Linked DNA regions of Homo sapiens: region 2 is linked to region 1. Evidence: read pairs that join two places in POLR2A ChIA-PET (ENCODE). Cell type or tissue: Panc1. All regions are shown on one strand. Each heading gives the region's core, and the rest is flanking DNA. Links, peaks and the distances in the headings are about the cores only.

Evidence for each region. Peaks named below come from ENCODE experiments on the same cell type or tissue, not always from the same donor. Only the 100,000 strongest peaks of a DNase experiment are listed, where the experiment ranks them.
Region 2: POLR2A ChIA-PET joins it to region 1 with 10 read pairs; 3 of 35 experiments call an interaction of 5 or more read pairs at or near these places.

What each region holds. Positions count from the first base shown.
Region 1 is chr2:152,581,819-152,588,180 of GRCh38, reverse strand. All of the region lies in intron 9 of FMNL2 (formin like 2), which reads right to left. Among named protein-coding and RNA genes, the nearest start is that of PRPF40A, 130 kb to the left of the region's middle. In Panc1, for the core only: no CTCF peak of the experiment used is centred there; no DNase peak of the experiment used is centred there.
Region 2 is chr2:152,643,061-152,649,422 of GRCh38, reverse strand. It overlaps FMNL2 (formin like 2), which reads right to left. Exons shown (of 26, transcript NM_052905.4): 26 at 1-1,627. The coding sequence ends at 1,518. Among named protein-coding and RNA genes, the nearest start is that of PRPF40A, 71 kb to the left of the region's middle. RefSeq lists an enhancer at 2,612-3,811. In Panc1, for the core only: CTCF peaks have their summits at 615 and 824; a DNase peak (open chromatin) is centred at 2,432.

The DNA.
Region 1 (6,362 bases), core at 641-5,640:
CCACCCTATACACTCATTTTATTCTTCTGGTCTACAGAACTGTAGAATAATAAACTGGTGTTGGTTTAAGCCACTAAGTTTGTAGTCATTTGTTACAGCAGCAATGGGAAAGGAATACACCTGGTTAACCTTGTTCACCCTAAACTCTGTTCAGGCACCCTCTCCTATAAGGAGCCTCCTTGAGAGCTCTTTCCCCATCTGCCTCCAGCCCTACTTTGTCTTGGTCAGCTGTTCCTCTTCTTTGCAGAGCATCTTGCAATTACCTTTATAAAGCCTGGTATTACAACTGTCGAAGTATTTATCTGCTTCCTCAACTAGCCTGGGAGGCTCTCTTTTAAAGGCAGGGCATATGTCTGATTCATTTTCATATTCCAATATTTATCAATGTTTCTGACACATAGAAAGCACTCACATTTTTTTCAGTAAGTGAGTATGACTCATCCCTTAACAATCAGGAGGATACCAGCCTTCATTCCCTTAACCAGATGTTAAAGACACTAATGGTAAAGAAATAACTAGTTCATTACCAGAAAATAAACTTGGACATCCTATGAAAATGGCTCCTTTCTCTAGGGAAGGCTCTCACAATATCATTTGCCCATAGTAGATTCACATGAAAGAATTAAAAACTATCTTTTTTATCTCCAATCAAAAAGTTTATAAAGTTTTCAGTCAAAAGGAAAAACCAAGTATTGGATTGAGTAAAGAAGAGGGAGAAAATGAAAGACGAATAACAATAAACATTTTGGTAAATCTCATACAGTTACTGAGGTACGAGACTTACTGAGGTATACAGACTACAATGGTATGAGCCCACAGCTCTCTCTCCCACCCCACATGTTCTGCACAGTAACCCGACGGCCAATCATCAAGAAGAGAAGCCATTGCCTTCCCCTTGCATCCGGGTTGGGCTCAGGGCCTCACTGGGAACCCAGATAACATGGCAGAAGTGACCACTACACGGCTTCTAAGACCAGCTCAGAAGACACTCAGCAGCCTCTGGCTCTTTGAATGGTGGCTCTTCAGATGCTCCTTCCTGGGGCACTCTCCCTCAGAAGCCAGATGCTATGCTGTGAGAAGCCCAAGCCACGTGGAGTTCTACATGGAGGCTCTCTGGTTGATAGTCCCAGCTGGGCCCAGTCCTTGAGAGGTATCATAGCTCAAAAACTAGGTATGTGGGTGAAACAGCCTCCAGATGGACTGGCATCCCCAGTCAATCAGGTCTTCCCTGATGAGGCCCCAGACAAAACAAAGAAGAGACAATCCCTGCCATGCCAGCCTGGCTTCCTGACCCACAGAAGCCAGGAGCCTAAAAAAATGAAGTGTGGGGTACTTTCGTATCCACAGCAAAAAATTGCAACAGTTGATAAACAGACAAAAAAAGTTACTCAGCAGCACTAACACCACATTAAGACTAGGACTTTGCTTCCTAATGCTAAGGAGGAGGACCAGTCAAGAAGAATCTTGGTTAATTAGATCAATCTAATTCTGGCCTGATACCATGAAATACATACATGCTCTACGGCTGTGGCTCCTACAGTTTGAGACTTGAGAGAATACATTGCTTATAGTTCAATGAGAGACTGAAAAATGTGAGTACCCTTACTTTACCACTTAGGAAGTTATCTGGATGGTCTCATGCTAGATTTACAATCCTATACCCTCAAATGCTTGGGAGGTTAGATTACATGGGATTAAACTCAGAGGGATGCTGGAAGCACACCAAAATCTTCACTCTCCTTCCTGCCCAATTTGGTCCACTATAAATAAAACTTGACAGGCTTTCTTAGTTCAACTTAATAATGTGTAGCACGAGTGCCTTCAGATGCCCAGTAGCTAAACCACACATCAGCTTTCTTAGGAAGCCTTCTAGCAACAGGCAGAAAAAAGAACAACTACTGCCAAGAGTGCTGTGCACAAGAGTGCTGGTGGCCTCGAGTGACTCATTCAACAAGGCTCCATCTTTCTGTACTGGAAGGTCAAAAGTGGGAGGGAGTTGAGCCTTTAATAACCAAACTCAGGCTTTTTTGCTAAAGCCAGATGCTGTCATTACAGAAGCAGATGAGAATACAGTTATAATTGATCCGAAATCCTGATGAATTCCAGGTGCACCTCCCAGCAGCCTGGGAGAGCTGGTGCCTCAAAGCCCTCAGAGGATTTTATTACTCATGTCATAGTGGCTGTTCCACTGTAGAGTCTACAGGGCCTCAGTACTTTTCCTCTTTGACTTCAGAAGGAAGCATTTTTTTTTTTTTTTTTTGCCAAACCTTTGGAGACACTTTTTAAAAGCAAGCCATTTTCTCAAATATATCAAAGAATATAATGGAAAAAGTAAAAAGACTAAGAAAAAGTTGAGAGCAAGAGCTAGGTTGAAGACTTCAAGGTTCCCCTTGGTAATGAGATGAAGCGTAGTGTTTAGAAATCTGAAGTGGGGACTGGTTGAGGTCCTTAACCAGTAGATAAGAGTTTTATGAGCCAGCAGATTGCTAGCTATGGTCCATGTCATTTGGAAGAGAAGAAAAAGCATGACCAGAACCCCAAATGGTATTTCTGGTGGCGCAGCTTCAAAGGCAGAGCCAGAGTATAGCCACATTTTAGGAATGCCTGCCCATTTTCCAAGCCTGGTTCTCCAGGCTCCTTGTCAAGTCTGTGCTTTTCTCAACATCTTTTCGATCAACCCTTTCCTCTATGTGTTAGAGTCAGTTTCTGCTTCTTGCAAAGAAGACTCTGAACTAATATAAATATCCAAAGGGTGGTTTTTACTTCCAAATGTATTTTTTTCTGTTTGGTAGTCTCGGGGCTCAAAAATATACACTGCCACACAACTAAGAAAACATCAATTTAGGTAAGATGGTCATATGTCCTTCCATGGGGCTATTAATAAATTAGCCAATAAGAAAAAATAGATGACTCCTTTTTCTCACCCTGGTCTTTATTTCAAGACCATAAATTTTCGTTAAGAGATATTTCAACACAAAACCAGATGTGTTAATCCCCTTAAAAAATTGTTTTTTAAGGAAAAAAGAATTCAAGGAGCACAATGGTTGACTGTTAATGATTTAGTCTTCATCTACTCAATACACTCATGTTTTCAGGCATGTCACAAACCACGCACAGTATAAGCTTACTATCTGTATTCATGTAATTAAGACTCATTTGTCATCATGTACATTGAAGCCATGTATGTGTTTGCTCAGTGACATCAGGCTTAGACCCCAATCCCACCCCCACCATAAGCAAAGCTTTGGGTTAACATTCTTGCCACCATCACATACCATTAAACTAAAGGTGCTCCCTGCCTTCCTAAAACATGCACTTCAGCTATTACAAGATTTGTAGCAAGATTTTTTAAGGAAAAAAAATATAAGATTGGGATTCTAAATATTCATCAAAACATGAGAAAATGATGTAGTCATACATAAAAATCTTTCAACAGCCAAATAATAACTTCCTTTAATTTACATCTGAACTAATTAATTAGTGGTGGTCAAATTAGATAGAATGGATTTATTGGCTCAAGAGGTAGAGGGGGAAAAATCCTGCTACATAAACTACTTAAGATACATGGCCTTTTAAATGTCTTTCTAGCATCTGGTTCCATATTGCGTTAGTACGCTTGGCTATGCTCTAACAGTGATCAAAGCCCAAAGGATCTGGCTACTCTAAAGCATATTACTTTATTTGCAAAAAATAGATGTTGAACTCCCCTACTTCACCCCTCATTCCTGCCAATAAAAACAAAGATAATCCTTTCATCCTTCTTAGGCAGATGAATGGAATCCCAACTTACTAAAAAAGATGAAAAGCTTTAAAAACAATCTTCTCGAAGGCAAAGACTCTTCTTTGGTCCTCCTTCCTGGTATCCTGGTACCTGGTATGGTACTCTCTCTGCCATATGTGGCTCAAAAGGAATTATTCACTGAACAAAACCCTATCTGCACAGGCATGCCAGAATATAATAATGAATATTATTATAAAACCAGAAGATTCCAATGACATTTTGGTTAAAGAGGTTAAAGAATTCACTTTACTATGATGTGAAAAAAAAAAAATTCACTCACGCAAAGATGGGAGAAAAAGAGGAAGGGATTTAAGAGACTTTGAGCTGTGAGCGGCATTGCATGTTTTAGAAAGCAAGATCAACACAGAATAACACCTTTTGCACCTCAAGATTGGATAAATCGGTTGAGGCTCTTCTGACCTATCTATAACAACTAAGTTTGTCGGGGGCATGTTGCTACCTTGTCTTCATTCCCATGGCTATTAGGATAATAATCCATTTGCTTGGTCTGTCTATATGGTTTTTAGACAAGAATAATGCAGGATGGTTGCAGCAGAATAAAAAATTCTAGGCAGCAGTTTCACATGACTAAGCAAAAGGAAACTGCTGAAATAGCTGCAGAAGCTTGGGGCTGATAAGACCCTGAAAAACAGGGTGTGGGCCAAGCTGGCAAAGACAAACTGGGTCCAACATGGTGCTGGATTTGATCCAGGTTTCTCCTAGGACCTTATTCTATGCTCATTCACATATTCAATCATATACCCACCAGTGCCATGACAGTTCCAGAACATCGTTATTTGAGGTAAAAATGGGTAGCACCATAGTTCTGAGAAATCTCCAGCTTCTTCCAGGAATCTCCGTGAATACTCCATCCCTTGGTTAAAGAAATCCATAAAGGTAGCAGCCCCAAACCACCTTGTGTGACTCTCTCAAGCATGCCCACACTCCCCTTTCTTGAGTGTGTACTTTTTGCTTTGCAATAAATCTCCACACTTTCACTATTTTCTAACTCATACTTGAATTCATTCTTGTGAGGATGTCAAGCGCCTAGACACCAGCAGGGTTTGGGGTCCCACCAGCATTTGAGGACCTCCCCTAGCCCACTGCTATCACCTTCTATCAGATGCAAATGCCTATGCCAAGGACAGTACCTGAAGACCTACCATCACTCCTGATTAATTACAGAAATGAGGCCAGTTTTGGTTAAAGCTCTAAGAATTCAATGTCAAAAGTAATTTAGTTCTCATTACTATTGTCCAGGTATTAGACTTAGGATTACATTTTTCTTCAATTAAGCACATACTACACCCTAAATAGCTAAAGCATATATAAGTCTGACACCAAAGAGTTAAAACTCAATTCTGCAAGTATCTGTGGGCCTACTATGCATAAGAAAGGTACTCTATCTTACCTAGGAGAAAAAAATATTATCATTCATCTCATGAATTCCTGGCTTTTATTCTTGTTCTATACAAATATATCTTTAGGATATAATCTGACCTGCAGTATAATCAGATTCCTGTTATAATATGAGTCATTATAACAAGGGCCACTGATAACTATATAGTAAATGTTTCCAATGTGAAAAGTACTCAGCATGCAATATTTTCAAATATGACCTAATGATAAAGATTTGGGCGTTATATGAGCTGCACATACTGTTTCTCTTTCATATTAAACCCATCCACCCAAACATACTTCCTTATTTATAAATGTAAAATTTATATATTTATACATGATATATAAAAACATTCACAGACAAGCATTCGTACATTCTTGTCTCTAAAATCTATTTGTCTTGGAAGCCAGAATATGAATTTAAAGATTCACTATTATTCTTCTTCATTCTCTTGGAAGCTGGATATTTTTTCACTATCTTTGGGGCTCAATAGAAAGAAAAAAAAAGATAATATTTGGTTGTCTCCACAGTTGGCATTTACAAAATGGATAATATCAAAATCTTAAAGAATGGACTAGCAGTAAGGAGGCAATGCAAATAAAGGAGCAAGAGGAGTGTCTGCCCTGTTCACATCTTTGAAGCTTCCCAGCCTATGCAGAGGCTCACAGGCTGGTGTCTAGAACATTTGGCAGCTGGGCAGTAAATCCAATTAAGGAGGTAGGAGGCAGGGGAAATAGCTCCGAAGTCCTGTCTCATTTCAGTATTTCCCTTATTTCCTTCAAGGGATTCACAAACAATAAGGCCACAACTTCAACACATTTCAAGGAAGTTCAGGATCAGGAGCACCAAGTCCTGTTCCTGGCTCTGTCACTTATCTAGCTATGTGACCACAGGTAAACTATGTATTTCAATTTCGCTAAAATCAAGATATTAATATTTGTCTCAAAGATGTTCTTATAGAACCAAATGATGCCATGCATGTAGCTGGTATAGCCCCGGCATATAGTAGGTTCTCAATAAATACTATCAGAGTTTCTAGTTCAGAACCTTTCAGGAAAGAGGAGAGAAAACAGTCCCTCTGTGACCTGGATTTTAATCCAGCTCGGGTCTTAATCCAAAAGCATTTGGAATTAAATGGGACTTCTAGCATAACACACAACTTGGCGAAGGGTCCTATTGTAA
Region 2 (6,362 bases), core at 459-5,458, 61 kb before region 1:
GTTCCCTAAACTGTCCTTATAGTTAAATATATATATTAAAAAAAACTATAAGTTAAAATAACATTCAGATTGTATAGCATAGGCTGATGCATTTTAAAACAATATTTACAATATTACCCAGAGGCTTAGGTGGGAATTAAAGAGAAGTGTAAAAACCATAAAAAACTGCACCGATTTTATAGCAAAATATCTGTACATTTAAAAAGATCATATAACTACACATCCAAGGAAAAGGGACCTTCACCAAGGGGTTCACATAAGCACAACATAAAATAGGAACTTCAGCGGTTAAATACTATACAATAAACTTTACAATTAATATATTGATGTACCAAGAAGATAAGCCAGAAGCAGAATGTATATTATGAAAAGTACAAATTTAGCTTCAGTCCAGTTTTTGACTTTGGAATGGATCAAGTGCCCTGCCAGAGAGGAAGGAAAATAACAGTGGCTTAGTGGGCCATCTAGTCCCATTACGTATTATTTAAGCTTAATACCATGTTAATACTTTTCAGCAACTTAAACTGCAATTCTCCATAAGTAGTCTGGGAAATGCATGAAAAACTTAGCCTCGATACACGATGCCAAGTGTATCTTCTTGAATTTATAAAAAATAAGAAAAAATTGCGATTGTCAGAGGAGAGTAAGGCCAGGTTCCTAACACTACTCTGCTAGCAGATGTAACCTTGAATGCTTGTTGATAGAGCTAGTAAACTTCCTTGCAAGGCACCAATTTCTGTTCTCAGAATTAATAATGGTCCTCAGAAATGCTAATGCTGATTACTGAGATGTTAATTTTAATGCTAATAAATACACTTGCATTATTTAAAAAGCTGCCTCTAGCTGAAGAACACAGTACTGCAAATAAGTCTTATACACTATATCCCCACATTCATACTAGTGAATGCCTCTCACAGAGCATCGTTCTCTAGCGCAGAAGTAGTAGAATGTGAAACTGGAAACAAAGGATTGAGTGACCTTTGTGCCACTGCAGTTGCATCCTGTTTGCACTTTGCCAGGGCCTGGTTATAGACAAAAGGAGTTTCATCATGTGACTTTCCTTCTTCCAAATTGCAAGTAAAATACAAAGTTGATGGATATGGCTAAAACAAAATTCCTTCGAAGACATCTCAGCAAAGGACCCACAGCAGATGCATTGATGTTATTTACAACATCAGGAAACCAGGTGGGCCATGATGGGACAATCACAATGGCAGGTAATGAGTTTAATAAGAACTTTACATTTTGGTTAAAAATAACATACTGGTGTAAAAAGATACCTAATCAAATCAAATCCTATTGCTTTGATTAATCTGAACAGGTACTTCCATTTTTAGGCACTTGTTAACAAGGGTTGAAAGGAGAGCTCATTTTAAAATTCTTCCGTGTTTGCTAAATCTGAGCCCTTAAGAATATTTTTGTGTGTGTTCAAGGCTGCAGTTAAATCGTAGCACATAAAGTTCATGTGGGCAGTTTCATTCACGCACACCCTGTATTCATGCAGGCCAGTCTCAGGTTCACATTGTTATTTCGGCACCATTAACAGAACGCAAGTTCTGATCATCAAAGCGCCGCCTGACGCTTCTCCTCACCGCATCGGCTCGTCTGTATGGTTGGTTTCTAAGATCTGTAAAGGGGAGAGTGCCAGTGAGAGAATAGCAACCTTTAATAGCATGTGTCTAAGCAGGACAAAGGCCAGCTGGCAGCCAATCAAAGCAGCTTGTGTAGAAAAGTCAGCTAATGGGCCCTTCAAACTCACTGAGCATTGAATCAAAGACATAAAACATTTGCCTTCAATATTTACAATCAAACAAAACAGGATGTAATACTGGTAGGATTCTAGGACTTTGAGAGAAAAATACATAGATTATTTCTGTCACTGGCCAGAGTCTAGCTGAAGTCTTATTTTGAAATGTTTCTTAAATTAGAAGCAGCTGTAGCTTAATTTTTTTGTTTTGTTTTTATTCTGGAAGCCTGAATGAATAAATAGTAACTGCAATAAATTTTAAACTGCAAAATTAATAAAGCAGACTGTCCTGTCCCATCTTTTCCTCGCAGTTTTAACAAGAACCTAAAGACCTTCAGTTTGCAGATAAGGGCTCTATTATTTTCATTCCATTAAGCTAGCTGAGTTTATTATTTTGTAAATTTTAAACAAAATGATGTTCAATTAACCATTAAATCTAAACCAAAATAATAATCTATTCCCTGGCATCCTTTTCTGCCACCTATTTTTTTTAAGAAATGGGGTCTTGTTATGTTGTCCAGGCCAGACTTGAACCAGTCTCAAGCGATTCTCCCACCTCAGCCTCCTGAGAAGTGGGGACTACCGAGCTCTACCACCCAATATTTTTTATGTTACGTCAGCAAGAAGTAGTTGTGTGGGCCCTCCTGCATAAGAAAATCCTTGTTAAATGAATGAGTCAATCACTGCATACCAGTCCAAATAGGCATTGCTCTGTCAGGATGAAGTGGGAGGAGCAGAGGAATTTTATACAAGAACTCAGTATGAAGGCATGCTTTCTTGAGTAAGTCAGGTAGCTAGCCAGCAGGCTAGGCTATGCAGCCTCCCTTTGATGAAGTCAGGGCATAGTGAAAAAAGTAAAGCAGGCTTTATACTTTTCCTGTTTAATTAGTATTTACTTCCCTTTCATTAACTTAGTATTGTTGACTTCTGCTAGAATACATGCTATCTTTAGAAAGGGAAATACAAACAAATAACAGAATTAAACCAAATTGAATCTTTTGTATCCCTTTATCTACTCAACAAGTTGAAAATGCAGCTGATGGACCACATTTGACCCACAGAATGTTTGCTCCACTGTGCCCCCCCACCCCCCGCACATGTACAGTTTCCTGGTGTTTAAATTGGTAATTAACATAAAGACCAGGGTTTCTGGCTTCTTTTGAAAAACTGGAAGATCTGGCAAAACCGGGCCCCAGTTCCTACACAGCAAAAAGAAGTTGGAGCTAAGATCTGTGCTCTAGGTTCAGCACAGTTCCTACCAGGCCTGTTACCTTCCTGGCTCCTTGACTCATTGGAATTTGTGTGACCCTGCCCTACTCTTTTCTGGGGGGGTGGGCGGGGGTTGTGAGGGGAGGACAGTCTCTGTCACTGAGGCTCGAGTGTAGTGGTGATCTCTGCTCACTGCAGCATCCACCTCCTGGGCTCAAGGGATCCACACATCTCAGCGTCCCAGGTAGCTGGGCTACAGGCATTTGCCACCATGCCTGGCTAACTTTGTTTGTTTGTTTTTTTTTTTTTGTAGAGATGGGGATTTTGCTTCATTGCCCAGGGTGATCTTGAACTCAACAGATTTGCCCACCTCGGCCTCCCAGAGTGCTGGGATTACAGATTACAGGTGTGAGCCACTATGCCCAGCCTCTACTCTTAAATTTAAGGAAAAAATAGTTTTGCATACCCCAATCCTCTCAAGCCTCTGCTTCCTAGCCCACACTGGTAATGAAAGGCCAGAATTACACTTTTGCCTCATATGCAGCTTTGTGGTTCTTCATCCTCTGAGCAATTAGTTCTAAAGATCTTAATCCTTCAAAGGCTGTAATGTTACCTGGCCAGGACCTGCTTTCAGTCGCTTCAGATCAAAATGGGTTTAACTGAGTAACTCAAAGGCCAAGACAGGGGTAAGGGAAGGACAGCCCAACACTCAAAGCAAATACAATCATCAGCAAATACCCTTGCCCAAGCCATCACACTTAGAACTTAAAAGCAGGCCGAGAAAGAGTCCAACAGAGAGGCTCAATCCCTGCATCATTGGAATGTGAGGTACAAAAACTCCCTGGTCAGATTCTCACCAGTATTACCCTCAGCCATAGATTGAAAACCATTGATCTGCATACAGAGAGAGGAGGAAGCTAAGTAAAAAGTGATGCTTGCCAGCTCTGTGTATCCTCCACCACCGGTGTGCTAGAAGAAATCCTTACCCTCGAGTGAACATTTGGAAATTTAGTGATATTATTCTTCTTTAAGGCTAAACAGAAAAAAACAAAAACACAAAATGATGGTTAAGAAAAAATGGGATGAAAATGGAAAGCAACTCAACTTAGTGCTCAACATTCCCAGGCATGTTAGCCAACAGAGGAAGAGAATGAGAAGCCATTACTACAAGAAATGTTAGATCAAATAAGGGAAGGATGAGTGCATCTTCCCACCCAGCTCTCTGACCACCCAGTTCCAAGCTGCTTTGAAGATTGGCTCCAGAAAGATAGATATAGTCCAACAGCAAAACTGACAGCAAACATCAGCCAAGCAGATGACAGTTTTCTAGCCTGTTAATAAGCACTGGTGGGTAAGTACACTGCAGAGCAGGCAATGACACTCTATGTCCTTTGATATCAGAGATAGAAGAACATACATAAGTGCAATTCATAGAATAGTTATGCCACAAAATAAACACATACCCAATTCCATGTCAATCTCAGCACAGGAGTCAATGGCTACGTCCAATTAGAGTATGTGTTTCCCTTGTCTCTTTTCTAATCAACTAGACACTGGAGAGAAGTTCGTTTCTTATTAGGCATCAAAAACTGTGCCCAGGAGGTTACTTTGAAAAGTTTGACCCTTTTTTCCCCCCCAATTTAAAAACAGTGGCATTTTCCAATGATATTTGCTGTTAGTATTTCTGGTGCCATCATCCTGACCAAAGAAGCAGGTCAAGATATGATCTGATCACAGAAGAAATAGCCTGGGTTTGACATGGAACAGAGCTACCGGTGAAGATGCGTGAATGAGATAAGACAGTGGGAGGACCTAAGCCTTTGTATTCATGTCCTGCCTCACAGCTTTGCTCCAACATGGAATTACTGATAGTTGAACATGGGCATGACATTCAGAAGGAATAGAGGTGGCCTACTAAAGTAGGGTGACATAAAGCTATGGATTGCCTATATCTACATATACAAGCTAGGTTAAAAGGGCTCCCTGTGTTAAGCTCATATTACGAGTTCCATCATGCTATGGACGTATAAGAGAGTTAAGAAAGGCCTGATTTGCAGCTGTGCATAGTTCACAGTTCCTTCTGCAAGTCATTTTGCACTTTAGAGCACTTCGCATTCCTGAGCACTTTCATATGGCAGGTGATTATGCTATCAAAGCATATTAACTGGGTATAGGATAAAAGGGCTAGGTTAATATCTGTAAACCTACTTAGAACAGTATGTTTTGTTTTTTGTTTTTGTTTTTTTGAGACAGGGTCTCACTCTGTTGCCGAGGCTGGAGTGCATTGGTGGGATCTCCACTCACTGCAACCTCCACCTCCTGGGCTCAAGCAATGCTCCCACCTCAGCCTCCCGGGTAGCTGGGACTACAAGTGTGCACCACCATGCCCAGCTGATTTTTGTAAAGATGGGGCTTCCCTATGTTACCCAGGCTGGTCTCAAACTCCTGGGCTCAAGTGATCCTTTTGCCTCAGCCTCTCAAAGTACTGGAATTACAGGCGTGTGCCACTGCATCCAACCTGAACACAGTAAGTTCTTAATACATGTTAGGTATAGCAGTTATTGTTATTAATGGATATGTTGAAGGACATTAGCTCAAAAATCTTATAAGCAATCTACTTGGTACCAATACTGATTCTCAAAGAAGTGCTCTTAATATTTTTGCTCTATTTTTCTGAAAATTTCTGTGAACAATTCTATGAATTCAGCTGTCAAACACACCCAGACTGTTACAGCAATGTGAATACATACATGTATTGAAAGTGGCCAGTGAGTGAGCAATAATAATTGAAATGCAAAACCATGCAGCATGAGAACAACACAAAATATAACATGATGGAGATGGCAATTCCATGCTAGCATGTTGGTGGGCCCTGACAGACACACAGAGGGGGACATAAGACATCAAAAAACCTGTAGCAACCTTTTAAGAGCATCAGGTGAGAAAGAGTAATAGTTTAGTAATGGTATTCCTCAGTGAGAACAGGTTCGCAGAAAAACCGAGAGCCACGCTTGGCGGTGCGAGCAGTAAAGGGCACAGTCTTCAGCACTGCATTGAAAATGACAGCCAAACAACACAAACAGAAGAGAATAAAAAGCCAAGATCTATTGCATTAGTACATGGTTAGTGCATTGTTAATCATACCTGGGGATGGGGGTGGGGAAGATGGGCAGGAAAGGGGGAAGGCAATATATACTCAAGTTAGTTCATAAAGGTACAAAGGAATTTATCTGGGGCTTTGGGGTGGATCAGAAAATGAAAAATACTCCAAGGAGGATAAAAACTGCCCTATAAACAGATACTCATTCCCCTCTTCTAGTAGATTAATGACTTAGATCAAGCAAATAGAAAATGTACATTCATTTTATAACGCCAGGTGTAATTGGGATGGAGGACATACTAATGA